Regions from separate parts of the Homo sapiens genome. Here all the other regions are linked to region 1. A link is a contact called in ENCODE Hi-C data. All regions are on one chromosome and are shown on one strand. The core of a region is the stretch at or near the end of the contact, and the rest is flanking DNA. Distances in the headings are between cores, read along the strand shown.

What was found. Hi-C counts contacts between places; a loop is a spot of excess contacts on that map. Pooled maps may share reads with other maps.
Region 2: a loop to region 1 is called in a pooled map, with 9 times the contacts of the local background. The contact joins the enhancer-like site here to the promoter of CENPN in region 1. A Hi-C loop is called at or near these places in 2 of 37 single-sample maps with no recorded cell type and 4 of 50 pooled maps.
Region 3: a map of CD8-positive, alpha-beta T cell shows a loop between it and region 1 (15-fold over the local background). The contact joins the promoter of MBTPS1 here to the promoter of CENPN in region 1. A Hi-C loop is called at or near these places in 2 of 168 maps with a recorded cell type or tissue (CD8-positive, alpha-beta T cell and naive thymus-derived CD4-positive, alpha-beta T cell) and 10 of 50 pooled maps.

The regions. Positions count from the first base shown.
Region 1 is chr16:81,005,446-81,009,725 of GRCh38, forward strand. CENPN (centromere protein N) reads left to right here and starts at 1,769. Exons shown (of 11, transcript NM_001100624.3): 1 at 1,769-1,832. It overlaps CMC2 (C-X9-C motif containing 2), which reads right to left and starts at 1,440. Exons shown (of 4, transcript NM_020188.5): 1 at 1,289-1,440. RefSeq lists a silencer at 1,178-1,547 and enhancers at 1,718-1,827, 2,138-2,277.
Region 2 is chr16:84,598,200-84,602,479 of GRCh38, forward strand. The region is part of intron 2 of COTL1 (coactosin like F-actin binding protein 1); the gene reads right to left. Among named protein-coding and RNA genes, the nearest start is that of COTL1, 18 kb to the right of the region's middle. RefSeq lists enhancers at 1-337, 1,080-1,901, 2,009-2,158 and a silencer at 1,575-1,774. Within about 2 kb of position 1,417, at least 31 of the 41 ENCODE cell types and tissues checked have a DNase peak (open chromatin) inside an H3K27ac peak, as active enhancers do.
Region 3 is chr16:84,115,080-84,119,359 of GRCh38, forward strand. It overlaps MBTPS1 (membrane bound transcription factor peptidase, site 1), which reads right to left and starts at 1,863. Exons shown (of 23, transcript NM_003791.4): 1 at 1,656-1,863. It overlaps MBTPS1-DT (MBTPS1 divergent transcript), which reads left to right and starts at 1,964. Exons shown (of 1, transcript NR_186375.1): 1 at 1,964-4,084. It also overlaps the pseudogene LOC648774. RefSeq lists silencers at 1,354-1,783, 2,184-2,283 and an enhancer at 2,434-2,593.

The DNA.
Region 1 (4,280 bases), core at 519-3,018:
ATAACATAAAACATTTTTAAGGCCTACATTTCGGCCCTGGTATTAAAGAATTATTTTTCAACTTTTCAAGCTATGAGCCATACTGCAGCAGAGGTCGCAGACACGGTCGGGGACGGCCTCCCCTGCCCACTTCCACTTATCACAGGACCAGTTCTAAACCGATACCACTAAGAAAGCGACTGGCGCTGGCACTGTAGACCCCATGCCAGGCTGCTTCTGGGAGGGACCCGGGGGTGCTGCCTAGGGAGAAGGGCTTAACTACTCTGACTTCCACCGAAGAGTTTCTCAGAGAATGCGCCCTCGCAGCTTTCCCTGAATAAACATTACCAGGACTTACAAGGTGCCTAGCACTCTGCCAGAATCATGTGAATTTCAGAGGAAAATACTCGTTCACACATCTCAAGGAACGCACAGGCTCGTGAGGGAGCATTCTTGCCAATGCACATGGTAAATGCCCAATCGATGTTCGCGGAATGTCAGAAACTGACAACTAGTTCAGGCCTCAACGCAGTAGGAAAAGGATGAAAAAGAAACTCATTTTAAATCAACTAAACAAGTGCAAAAGCCATACATATAAAGGAGAGGAGATACGAATGGCATCACAACATAATTCCTTTGCCATCGAAAACTTCCATGCCTTTGAGGTTTTAAATGAAGACTTCCAAAACTGATTTACTTAAGACTCTACGTAAAACGCCTGATCTTTAAACGCAAGAAAAGCAAGATGAATGTATTACTTTCCTGGAAAAAAAAAGCATTAAAGGAGAAAAAAGAGTAAAGTGTACTGATGGGGCTCTTGGTGGGTTCTCACATCACAGGGCACTGCAGCTGAGACTTGCTTGAACGGCCCCCGTTTTCTACCCGCAAATTCTCAATTGCTAGATAAACAACAATAACAACACTTTATTGGGCGCTCATCGTGTCAAACCCTGTGTTGAGGGCTCCATTCCTCAAGGTCCATTTTACCGGCGAGGAAGCCCCGGCTCCGGGAGGGGAGGAGCGCGCCCAAGGTCACCAGCCAGTTGAGTGAGTGGCGGGCGGATCCCAACCCCGAGCGACGCCCACGGCCTGTCTCGGCCACCAGCGTGTTCCAGCGAGCGCCCAGCCACCTCGCTCGCAGCCTCCCCAGCGCAGCAGCCCGGCTGTGGGCCTGCGGCAGCCGGGTCTTCCTGGTCCCCACCTCCTGGGGCCGACGGGCGGCAGGAAGGGGCTCGGCGGGACGCGCCATCAGGGACCTGAGGAGGAACAACGGAACGCGTTCGGAACGGCCTGGACTCCCGAGACTCACCCGACTCGTGGCCACACCGGGAGAACTGAAGCGGCAGTAGCCGGCGGAGACGCCCGACCCGAAGGCCGGCTGCTAGGGAGCAGACAGCTGAACCGCTTGCCAGACGCCGAAACCCAGTGACGCCCTCCACCGCTCCACCGTGCTCCCGGCTCCTCGCCCCCGCCGCCCGCGGGCCCCAAGGCGCATGCGCCGCCTGTCCTGGAGGGGCCCATTTCCGTCCGTCGTGGGGGGAGGCACAGTGAGTCCACTGGGGCACGGCAGCGTCTAAGCCACAAGCCGAGCACATAAGCCAGGTCCTAACGGAGCCTATGTGTAAGTCCACTACTGGTGCAAGGTTGCACACTTCTAAGAAGAGCGGCGTGGGGGGCTCGGCGACCTTCGCTTCAGTCGCTCCCCCGTGCAGTCCCCTGTGCCCAAGACACAGCCTGATGCTTGTGCTCCGGTGGGCGGAGCTTGGAGGCGGCGGGAACTGCAATTGGTGGCTTTGAAGGCGCGGCGAGCGGGAACAGCTCTTGAGGAGTGAGACTGCAGGAGATGTGGGCCGGTAAGAGAGCCCCGGGCGGCACTGGATCGGGCCCCGGAGGGTGTGGGGCCTTGAGGAAGCCAGATCCCAGGCCTCGGGGGTGGCTTTTTCGCAATTGTCGCACGTTGTGAGGCGCAGGATTGGCGCTGGGTCTCGGGCTCGGGGCGAGGAACTACGGTTCGGGCCGAGGTGAGGGGGCGGTGGCGCTGTGCCGGCTGTGACGTCACCTCGCCCGCGGTGGGGCGGGTGGAGCCTTTCGTAGGCTCGCGACTGCGTCAGGGGAGGGCCGTGTGGTCATGTGACCAGGGGCTCCGCTCTACGATCCTGGGGTTGCTTCCTTTCCCAGAGTTGGGGTTTTGCTTTTCTGTCACCTCGGCTTCCGTCGTTTTTTGTCCCTGTACCCTCTTGCGTTGCTCCTCGCATTGCCTGTTGGAGCGCAGCAGAGGTGTGTGGCTACGGGAACGTTACTTAAAATGGATCTTTTTGATCATGCGTTCCACAGATCTTGAGCATCTACTGTATGTCAGACACTAAAACGCTAGGAAGTATAAAGAAAGTTTTAAAATGGGGCCAGGCGCGGTAGTTTACGCCTGTAATCCCAACACTTTGGGAGACCGACGTGGGCGGATCACCTTAGGTCAGGAGTTCGAGACCAGCCTGGCCAACATGGTGAAACCCCGTCTCTACTAAAAATACAAAAATTAACCGGACGTGGTATCGGGTGCCTGTAATCCCAGCTATTTGGGAGGCTGAGGCAGGAGAAGCGCATGAACCCGGGAGGCGGAGGTTGCAGTGACCCGAGATCGCGCCACTGCACTGCACCCTGGGCGACAAAGCGAGACTGTGTCTCCGAAACAACAAAAAAAGGAAAGTTTAAAAATGGTCACGGGGTAAACGTTTACTAAAGGGATTTCCGTCTTAATTGGTGAGACTGAGGGCGCTCTACCAAATTTCTTTAGACTGGCGTTCTGCAAACTTTACCCGGAATAAATCATCTGACGTACTTTTTAAAAGATGCTAAATCTCAAGCCCTCCGTGCGCCCTCCTCACAGTTTAATTTGATAGGGCCCAGGAATCTTCATTTTAACGGGTAGCCTCGTCTGTGGGTTTTTTTGTTTGTTTTTTGTTTTTTTGAGACGGAGTCTTGCTTTGTCGCCCATGTTGGAGGGCAGTGGCACGTTCTCGGCTCACTGCAACCTCCTCCTCCCGGATTCAGGCTGTTCTCTTGCCTCAGCCTCCCGAGTAGCTGGGACTAGAGGTGTGCGTCACGACACCCGGCTAATTTTTGTATTTCTAGTAGAGACGGAGTTTCACCATGTTGGCCTGGGTGGTCTTGAACGACTGACCTCAAGTGATACACCACGCCCGGCGCGCTCCCGGCCCCTCGCCCGTGTTCTTAATGGGAGAGGTGTTGATTTGATGTTTCACTGACTGTTGAACCCCAAACCACCCAGGTTGTCTCCTCAGGCATTCATTCCACAAGTATTTATCAAAGACACATTAGACTGTTCTTGGCCTGATTAGACTTACTGACTATAGTGAGGCAGTTCTGGTCTAGGAGTATAGCTGTGAATAAAAACATCGTCCTGCCCTGGAGCTCAATTTTAGAAACAAGAAAAGTTAAAAAGATAATTTCAGATAGTTCTGTAAAGACAATTAGCAGTGGATGGCCTGGTGCAGAGGCTCACGCCTGTAATCCCAGTACTTTGGGAGGCCGAGGCGGGAGGATCACTTGAGCTTGGGAGTTCAAGACCAGCCTGACCAACATGGTGAAACCCCATCTTTACTAAAAGTAGAAAAATTAGTTGGGTGTCATGGTGCACACCTGTAATCCCAGATACTCGGGAGGCTGAGGCAGGAGAATCATTTGAATCTGGGAGGCAGAGGCTGCAGGAGGCTGCAGTGAGCAGAAATCCCACTACTACACTCTAATGTGGGTGACCCAGCAAGATTCCGTCTAAAAAAAAGGAAAAAAACAATTAGCAGTGGAGAGTGGGGAAGTAACTTTTGGTTGGGTGGTCAGGATAAGTCTGAGGAGAAACCATCTAAGCTAACACCAGAATTGCAAGAAGTCACTGGAGAGAACATGTGCAGGAAGAACCTTCTAGGCAGTTGTAACTGCAGGCACAATGGTCCTTCTCTAGAGATTATTTAAGAGACTAGTGTAGTTGGAGCTCAGAAAACCAAGGAGAGGGAAGCAGGGGCCACGCAACACGGGGCCTTGTAGACCATGGTGAAGGCTTTAGATGGTCCAGTAACTACACAAAGAAACAAATCCGACTCCTGTTTCATGATCCTGATTCTGTTCCTACGACCTTAATTCAGTTATTTTTCTATTTCTAAATGACTCCTAATCCTTCCTCTTTATCTTTGTCTTACTATCATTTTCAGTATATTGTTAAAATACAGTCAACTATTTCTTTTCAGAAGTGGACAAGGATAATTTTTCAGTGTTCAACAAATAAGTCA
Region 2 (4,280 bases), core at 167-2,666, 3.6 Mb after region 1:
TGAAAAGACACAGCTGTTATGTTTAACGTTAATAAAACTTCACTCTCAAAAGAGCCGGACCCTTCCTTCCACTGGTCTATGAAGCCTCATCAGAAGCCAATGATGGAGCTTTGGCTCCTGCAAAGGACCCGTGGGGACCTAGAAGCCCCAGGCAGGGCCCTGAAGGTAGGTAAAGGGAGCCTCAGTCCAATGCCCAGGTCATCTCTTCAAGGTTCTCTGCCTTCATTTACTAAGTAAGTTCATCTGTGTCAACAAATCAGCATCCTAACGTTCTCAGGATACCGCCTGGCGCAGAGCTGTGAACTCAGCAGCCGGCCCTGGTGGCTGTTACATGCTCTTTTCTCTGGCCTTTCCCTCTCCTGGCTCTCCTCTGACCTTTCCCCTGGGTCCTGGAGGTGCCTTTACGCCTCTCCCACCTCCTCCCCATCTGTGCCTCCTCCTCCCCTTCTCCCCCCCAACCCCCCCCACCAACCCCGACCTCTCTGGAAGAGAGAGGGATGGGGCAGGGAAAGGCCAGAGGGGGTAAAGGAGAGACAGTGGGGGTGGGAAGGACCACACAAGGAGACCAAGCAGGAGACCAAGCGGGAGAACCAAGTGGGGGCGGCGGGGACCAAGCGGCAGGGGTGGGGGGGAGCAAGCAGGGGGGGTCCAAGCGGGGTCGGGGGTGATCAGGCTGGAGCTGCTGGGCAGTCAAAGGGATGGGGATGTGGGAGAAAACCCAGTGACAACAGAAACAGAGGATGACCACAAAGGGGCTAGGGAGGGGGGTAAAGGCAAGAATTACCTGTAATCACCAAAGCCACCAGGATGAGCCGCTCTAATAACTCCCCAAAAGTTACAAACGGCATATGGTCCCCACTAAGCTCTGAAGGCTTGCCCCTCCCCCCCTTCCCCCTCCCACCCAAACTTGAAATCTCAGGCTCAGGTCAGCACTGAGGAAGAGATTCTGACCAGGCACCCAGTGTTCTCACCAGGGCGGCCCCCACCCAGGATCCACATTGACTGGGGGCCTCTGCCTTTTCCCCAAAGAGATTCTAGTCTCCTCTGCGTATCGCCAAAGCCAGTCCTGGCTGGAGGACCAAACCCCCGAGGAAGGAGGATCTGCTATGGGTCGAGCACTGTGTAACTTTCTTAACACTTTTGCAAATGTTTTGAACAACCTTTTTTCATTACAAAAACACATACTAGGTGTAGAATAATGAGAAACACAAAAAAGCAAAATGAAGAAATTAAGGATCCCCCACCACCCTAGAAACTTTTTAGCGTAAGTCCTTTGGATCTTTTCAGCTACTTTCACATCTGTCTGGGTCTTGTTATGGCCCCAGCACTGATCACCATGCCAGGCATGTCATAGGCACCTTATACGTTATCTGTGGGCCAATGGAAAGAAAAAAGAATCATTTCAGAATTTCCACCCAACACTGAACTTTAGAGCAAGGCCAAAGAAAGGGGGAAGGGGAGGACAGGAGGAAGTTGCCCCAGAGAGCGGCAAGATTGCAGCTCACTCTAAAGCTGCCCTAACTTTACAGAGACTCCGGAGAGGTTATGCAAACACGGCTCAGGAAGGGAAAAAACAACCCACACACCAAAAAGCTGAGCTGTCAGCTTCCACCGAGGGAGCTCCCTGGAGCGAGGATGAAAGGAAATGGGAAAGAATTCTTACATCCTGCTGCCCAGAGCAAGGGGACAGCTGGGCAGTCGCCATGGCAGCGGCTGGCTTCTAGCAGGCTGCTAAGGGGAGAGAGGGCAAGGCTGGGGAAGGAGAAATGTCTTCTTGCCACCAAAGAGGAAGGAGGGCTCAGTGGCCGCCCACGTCTGTAAGAGGGAGGGGGCCTGAGGCTGGGGCTGGAAGGGGCCAGGTTCGTTGCTGAAGTTGAAGGGAGAGCTCTCATTACTAAGAGGCCTGATATCACTATACCACTTGCTGTCTTTTTTCAGAGTGACTTTCGTAACTCCCTGCAGTTGACAAAAACAAAACCAAACCAAAAACACCCTCCTGTCCTGCTCAAAAAACTTTGCAAAAGTATTAAAAAGTGTAAAAACTGAAACCCATTACTCTGTTTATTTCTAAACTCCTTTTGGTTTATTCCTTATAGGGCATGAATAAAGGCTCTTTTTTTTTTTTTTTTTTGAGACGAAATCTCGCTCTGTTGTCCAGCCTGCAGTGCCGTGGCACGATCTCAGCTTACTGCAACCTCCGCCTCCTGGGTTCAAGCGATTCTCCTGCCTCAGCCTCCTGAATAGCAGGGATTACAGGCACCTGCCACCATGCTCGGCTAATTTTTGTAGTTTTAGTACAGACGGGCTTTCACCGTGTTGGCCAGGCTGATCTCGAACCCCTGACCTCAGGTGAACTGCCCGCCTCAGTCTCCCAAAGAGCCAGGATTACAGGCGCGAGCCACTGCGCCCGGCCAAGGCTCTGTTTCTTTATGTGATCCGCATTGTGTGGGTATCTGCGTGTAGGCACATTGTTTCTGCATTGGAGCTCACACTGTAAATGCGGTTTGATATCCCACGCAGGAGACTCCTCAAATGATCCCCGATTCATTGCATTTTCACTAGGTGTGAATGACCCAGCTTTCCTAGCTTGACAGAGAACATAAGAAAATGAAGTACAGGATGGCCAGAGGAAAAGAAAGATGATTACTTCGGCAGAACCTCCAGGGTATAAGCTGATCTGGATACCCAAATTAAACCGAGAGCTAAAGGTTTTCCCCCTATGACAAAGCACTAGCACTTTCTTTCATGATAATTCTCTACTTCCTTAAATGGGAGTTAGTGTGTTAGACCTGACTCCACCCTCTGACTTAGAGAAGAGTGGCTGTAAAGCAGTCCCTGGAGGCTCTGAGGACCTTATTACAGTATCTATAGCATCTATAAGGAGACGCTGCGCCACTGAGGGGTTCAGCGTCTGGCTCCCAATCACTGAACAGCCCTGGCACACACTGCTTTATACTCTTGTGTCTGCTTTTCACTGTTGTGCTGCCTCTTCCATCGCTGTGGGTTGGTTATTTGACAAACACTTACTGACAATCTGTGATACAGGGATTTTGCTGAAAATGCAATCCCTACCTTCAAAAAATATACAGTCTACCATAGCAAACAAAAATGTAGTGTGTGAATACCATGAAATTACTGCTATGGCAAAGAGTTGTGACTGGCAGTTACAGGAGCATCAAGGAAAGAAGGAAATCCGCTCTGCCTGGGCAGCTGTGACCAGGACTGGCTTTGCAGAGGAGGTGATGTTTGATTAGGGTCTTTTTCTTTTATCCCCCCGAGACGGAGTCTTGCTCTGTCACCCAGGCTGGAGTGCAGGGGCACAATCTCGGCTCATGCAACCTCCGCCTCCCGGGTTCAAGCAGTTCTCCTGCCTCAGCCTCCCGAGTAGCTGGGATTACTGGCACGCTCCACCACACCCAGCTAATTTTTGTATTTTAATATAGACCAGGTTTCACCATGTTGGCCAGGCTGGTCTCGAACTCTTGACCTCGTGATCCCCCCATCCTGGCCTCCCAAAGTGCTGGGACTACAGGCATAAGCCACCGCACCCATCCTGATCAGGGTCTTGAAGGATGACTCAGAGTTCCTCCAGAGAACAGGGTAAGGACAAAGAGGGTTCTTGTTGACAATTTGAGAGGGAGATTGTGACAGAACTCCAGACAAAGCAACAGCCTCTGCTGGCAAGTTCAAAACGCCTTCCTCCACCAGCCCTTCTCTCTTTTTCCGACTCACCACAAGCCAGAAGGGCATATGATGCAGCTGATGATAACTGTGTGCAAACTAAGAGCTTAAAGGCTCAGAATGAGCTACAGGCCTCCTTCAGCTTGCTCAGCCCTACTCCAGGAGGGAAGGAATCTCGTTCCCTAGCACATCCAAAGCACCCAGACGATGCCCCACATGTACTCAATACATACTTCCCGAATAAATGAAGGGCATCTACATGGCATCTTTGACTTCTCAGAGGCTTTTCAGTTCCAAATTTGCAGCTGCGTTTCAGTTCAATGGGGGTGGGGGGGGTGCCATTTTATAAGAGTAAAACCAAGCAGATGGGCACAGCAGCTCACACCTGTAATCCCAACACTTTGGGAGGCCGAGGCAGGAGGATTGCTTGAGCCCAGGAGGTTGAGGCTGCAGTGAACTATGATCGCACCACTGCACTCCAGCCTGGGCCACAGTGAGACTCTGTCTCAAAAAACTTTTTTTCTTTTAATTAAAAAAAAAAAAGAATAAAACCAATTCTTTGTCAGGATTTTTAAAGTGTGACTTCCACCCCCAGAGAG
Region 3 (4,280 bases), core at 613-3,112, 3.1 Mb after region 1:
CATTGCGCCCAGCTAATTTTTGTATTTTCAGTAGAGACGGGATTTCACCACGTTGGCCAGGCTGGTCTTGAACACCTGACCTTGTGATCCGCCCGCCTCGGCCTCCCAAATTGTGGGATTACAGGCGTGAGCCACCGCGCCCGGCCCAGCCTTCCTAGTTCTTGTTAACCTCCTGACTAGAAGAGCTCCCACTTCTTCCCTAGGTGCTTCAAAGGTTCCGCAAGCTCTGCATTGGAATTTTCCCTTTTTATATAGAAAGGACCAACTCTTGATTATACGGGGTGCCTGGGGAGTGCAGTCGTTTGACACGTGTCTGGGTCAGGTCCCAGCTCCCATTCTCAATCAACAGTTTTGCTGTCATCCGCATCACACATTAGAGCATAAAATAAACTTTTATTTGTCAAAAGTGTTCTGCATAAATGCTTAAACAAAATGTGGTATAGCCATACAACTGAATATTATTTGGTCATAAAAGGAATGAAATCCTGATTCATGCTACAACATGGATGAACTGTGAAAACATGCTAAGTGAAAGAAGCCTGACACAAAAGGCCGCATATCATATGTTTCCATCTGAATATACGAAATAGTCATTAAAGGCAAATCTAGAAAGACAAAGTAGATGAAAGGTTGCCTGTGGCGGGGCCTGGAAATGGGCATTGACTACAACTGGGCATCAGAGGTCTTGGGGTAACGGAAATGTTCTAAAAGTGGATTTGGTAGTGGCTGTGCTGCTGTAAATTTACTAAAAACCACTGAATAGTACACTTAAAACAGGTGGATTTTATGGTATGTAAATTCTACTTCAATGAAGCTCTTACATTAAAAAATAAGTATAAATAATAAAAGCGGATTCTCCAGATTGAAAAAAAAAAAAATGAGAGGAATTACTTCTCTTCTGCAAGCCCTCCTTTTCGTAGACATACAATTGGAGACCTTGACGTTAGGAGGGCTTACCTACACAGTTCAGACTAAAGGATGAGTCTCCAGAATTCAACGCAGGTCGTATTCCACTCCACGTAATTTCGAAGTGTCAATCAGAATCTAATAACTTAATTTGTGTAGACAAATAGGCCAAGATTCTCAGGGGCTCAACCCAATATGAAAGGTAAACATCTTAATAAAAATACTGACGATCCACAACGGTCTTAGGTAGCGCAACCATGCCAAGGCGAGGCAAGATTTTTAAGAAGCTACAGGTTTAAAAGGCAATCTGGTTCTGAGAGTTCGCCGAACAGAATCCCCGCATTTCCAAAAACCAGCAGCGCAATATGCACAGACCGAGATAAGGCAAAGAATCGACGTCTTTTAAACCTGACGCCAGCACTGCCCCGGAAGCGCACCTAGAATTGAGTCTGTCTGGAGGCTCCGGGCCAGAGCAGGGCGTATTGTTTCACTCGGTGAATGCTCATTTCACGTAAAGAAAACCAGGCAACGGAACAAGCTGCCGGAGCGCGCAGACCCCCGCAGGGCCGCGGTACAGGCACGCTGTGTCCAAACAAGCGCCGGAGGCCCCGCGCCCACCTCCCCCGACCCGGCCCGGCCCCCGCAGCCCTCGCCTCGGGGCCTCGGACGCAACCGGCACACCTGAGCGAGCGGGCCGCCGCCGCTAGGCGGAGCGGGTCGGGGAGGCCGCGCGCGGGCGGCTGACGTACCTGCGCCGCCGGGAGCTCAGGGCCGGCGGGCCCGGGATAACGGCGCCTCCGCGGCGAACACGCCTGGGCACTCCATTCGGGGCTGTTTACTCCCAACTCTCGCGAGACTGGGCGACCGGGCCAGCGAGGCCCACAGCTGGGAGCCTCAGCTCCGCCGACCCAGCGTGCCCTGTCTGTCCCGCGCTCCCGGGGCTTGCGTGCGCGCTCTGGACGCCGTGGGCAGCGGGACCACGCCGGGAGGATGGACGAAGGTCTCGCGACATTTGCGGCGGCGGGGGCCGGTGGCAGGGTGGAAGCGGAGGGGCGTGGCCAGCGAGCTGCCAGGCGGCGAGAACGCGCTGGGGGAACCCTTGGTCCGCTCTGCGCGTCGCTCTAGGATCCCCGAAAAGGAGCACGGGCGCGAAAGCGGCCAGGCTGGGCCAGGATCTAGAAAGACTGCCTGGCGCAGGCTCCCTGCCCCCGCGGGCCTGCTGTCATGGACTCGTGGAGAGCTCGCTTCCCGCGCGGACCCTTCCTGCAGGGGTCCACGTCCAGGCACCGGCGGCTCGGACACCCCACCCCCGGCCGGGCACCTGCCCTGGGTGCCCCTTAACCCGGGCGGTAGCTCGTTAAGATGGCGAAGTGTCCGGTCCGGAACACGCGAAACCCCAAATCCCGCCTGCCCGACCTCCTGACCCCCGGCCCCACGGGACGACAGACTGGGCCTCCCGACGCGCAGCGCGCTGCCGGGACACCGGTGCGTGCGAAACGGAGGACCTTTGTAACGCCACGTGTTTGCTCTTTTTGAAAAAACAAGAATAAATGTGTTAAACTGTCTGAAAAGCTTGCCGCCTAAAAGATGTCTGGGTGACTTAGATGCTAGGATCAGTTTGTTTTCAATGTAAATGGACCAGCCCGGACTCCGTACGGCACTAGCAGGGGACTGAAAGCGTCTTCAGGTACTGCTGGTGGGCGGTGATGCGCTACAGGCCGATCAGACAGTTTTGTGTCTTTTGGAACTTGACACTGCACCACGGTAATGCTGAACTGCACCAATATTACAGATCACAGCGCATCATCTTCCTTCAACATGATTTAACACAGTTGACTTAATATGGTGGATAAATGTAGAATCACAAATTACCATACCCCACCTCAGGCTTCTACTTCGTAATTTTGAGCAGGTTGTTTAACCTCTTTGTACCTCAGCTTCTTCATTACAAAAATAGGGGTACTAGCCAGGCGGGGTGGCTCGCGCCTGTAATCCCAGCACTTGGGGAGGCCGAGGCAGCCGGATCACTTGAGGTCAGAAGTTTCAGACCAGCCTGGTCAACATGGGTGAAACGCCGGCTCTACCAAAAATATAAAAACTTAGCTGAGTGTGGTAGCGCATGACTGTAATCCCAGCAACTCAGGAGGCTGAGGCAGAGAATCGCTTGAACCTGGGAGGCGGAGGTTGCAGTGAGCTGAGATCGTACCACTGCACTCCAGCTTGGGCGACAGAGCGAGACTCTGCCTTAAAAATAAATAAATAATTTTTTTAAAAAATAGGGGTACTAATATCTACCTTAAAGGATGAGGGTTAAATTAAGTACACACATAAGCCCTAGCGCAGTGGCTTATGCCTGTAATCTCAACACTTTGGGAGTCTGTGGCGGGAGGATCACTTGAGCCCAGGAGTTTGAGACTAGTCTGGGCAACAGAGACATGTCTCTATAGTTGTGTTTGGTTTTGTTTTTACCAGGTGTGGTGGTGTGCACCTGCAGTCCCAGCTACTAGGGAGGCTGAGGTGGGAGGACTGCCTGAGCCCAGGAGGTCGAGGCTGCAGTGAGCCATGATTGTGCCACTGCACTCCAGCCTGGGCAACACAGCAAGACCTTGTCTCAAAAACAAACAAAAAGCATACTCATAAAGTGCTCGGCTCCTATATGATTCAATATGTGGTGGTGGATTCTTGAATCCTTTCCTGACTCAGATCTCATACGATTTTCTGAACTTTTGGAGAATCCTTGCCTCTCTGCATTTGCAAACCGTCAAAGGCACTCCCTTCTGCCACCACACAAAGCATTTGATTTTAAACTTGACTATGTCCTTCTGTTCCAACTTTAGGTAAATTAATCTTGGTCAGGGTTCTCTGAACAGCCCTTTAGTCACTATGCCATTGAATACATGGCCCTACAGCTGGAAACTGGGGTAGAACAGTGATTGCAGGCATCCATCATGTGACAGCGAGGCCCCAAAGAAGGGGAGAGAATGCCACCACCACCAGTTTCAGAGAATGCCTATACACTGAGGGGACTGGTGTGTGGGAGAGAAGTTACTTGGAGAGCTACCAAGACAGCCTGAGCTACAGGATCCTGGTCTACCACTGGTGGATTCCCACCACTCTGGTTCTAAAATAACTTCCTAAACTTGTGCTTCACATACAGAATAAAGCATCTGTAATTCCATGGGAAGGTAAATCTTTATTCAAATGAAATGTTATTTTAAAGAGTAATAGCTGATGGCACAGGCACTAGCCAACCCTGGGAAAGCCTCCCTGGAGTTGTGGCTCCTGGAGTCCCAGCAGCCACTCTGCAGAGATCTTGGAGGTCCTAGTAAACCTGCCGGTGGCACTACAGGCAGGCTGCTTTTTTGGCAAGGGTG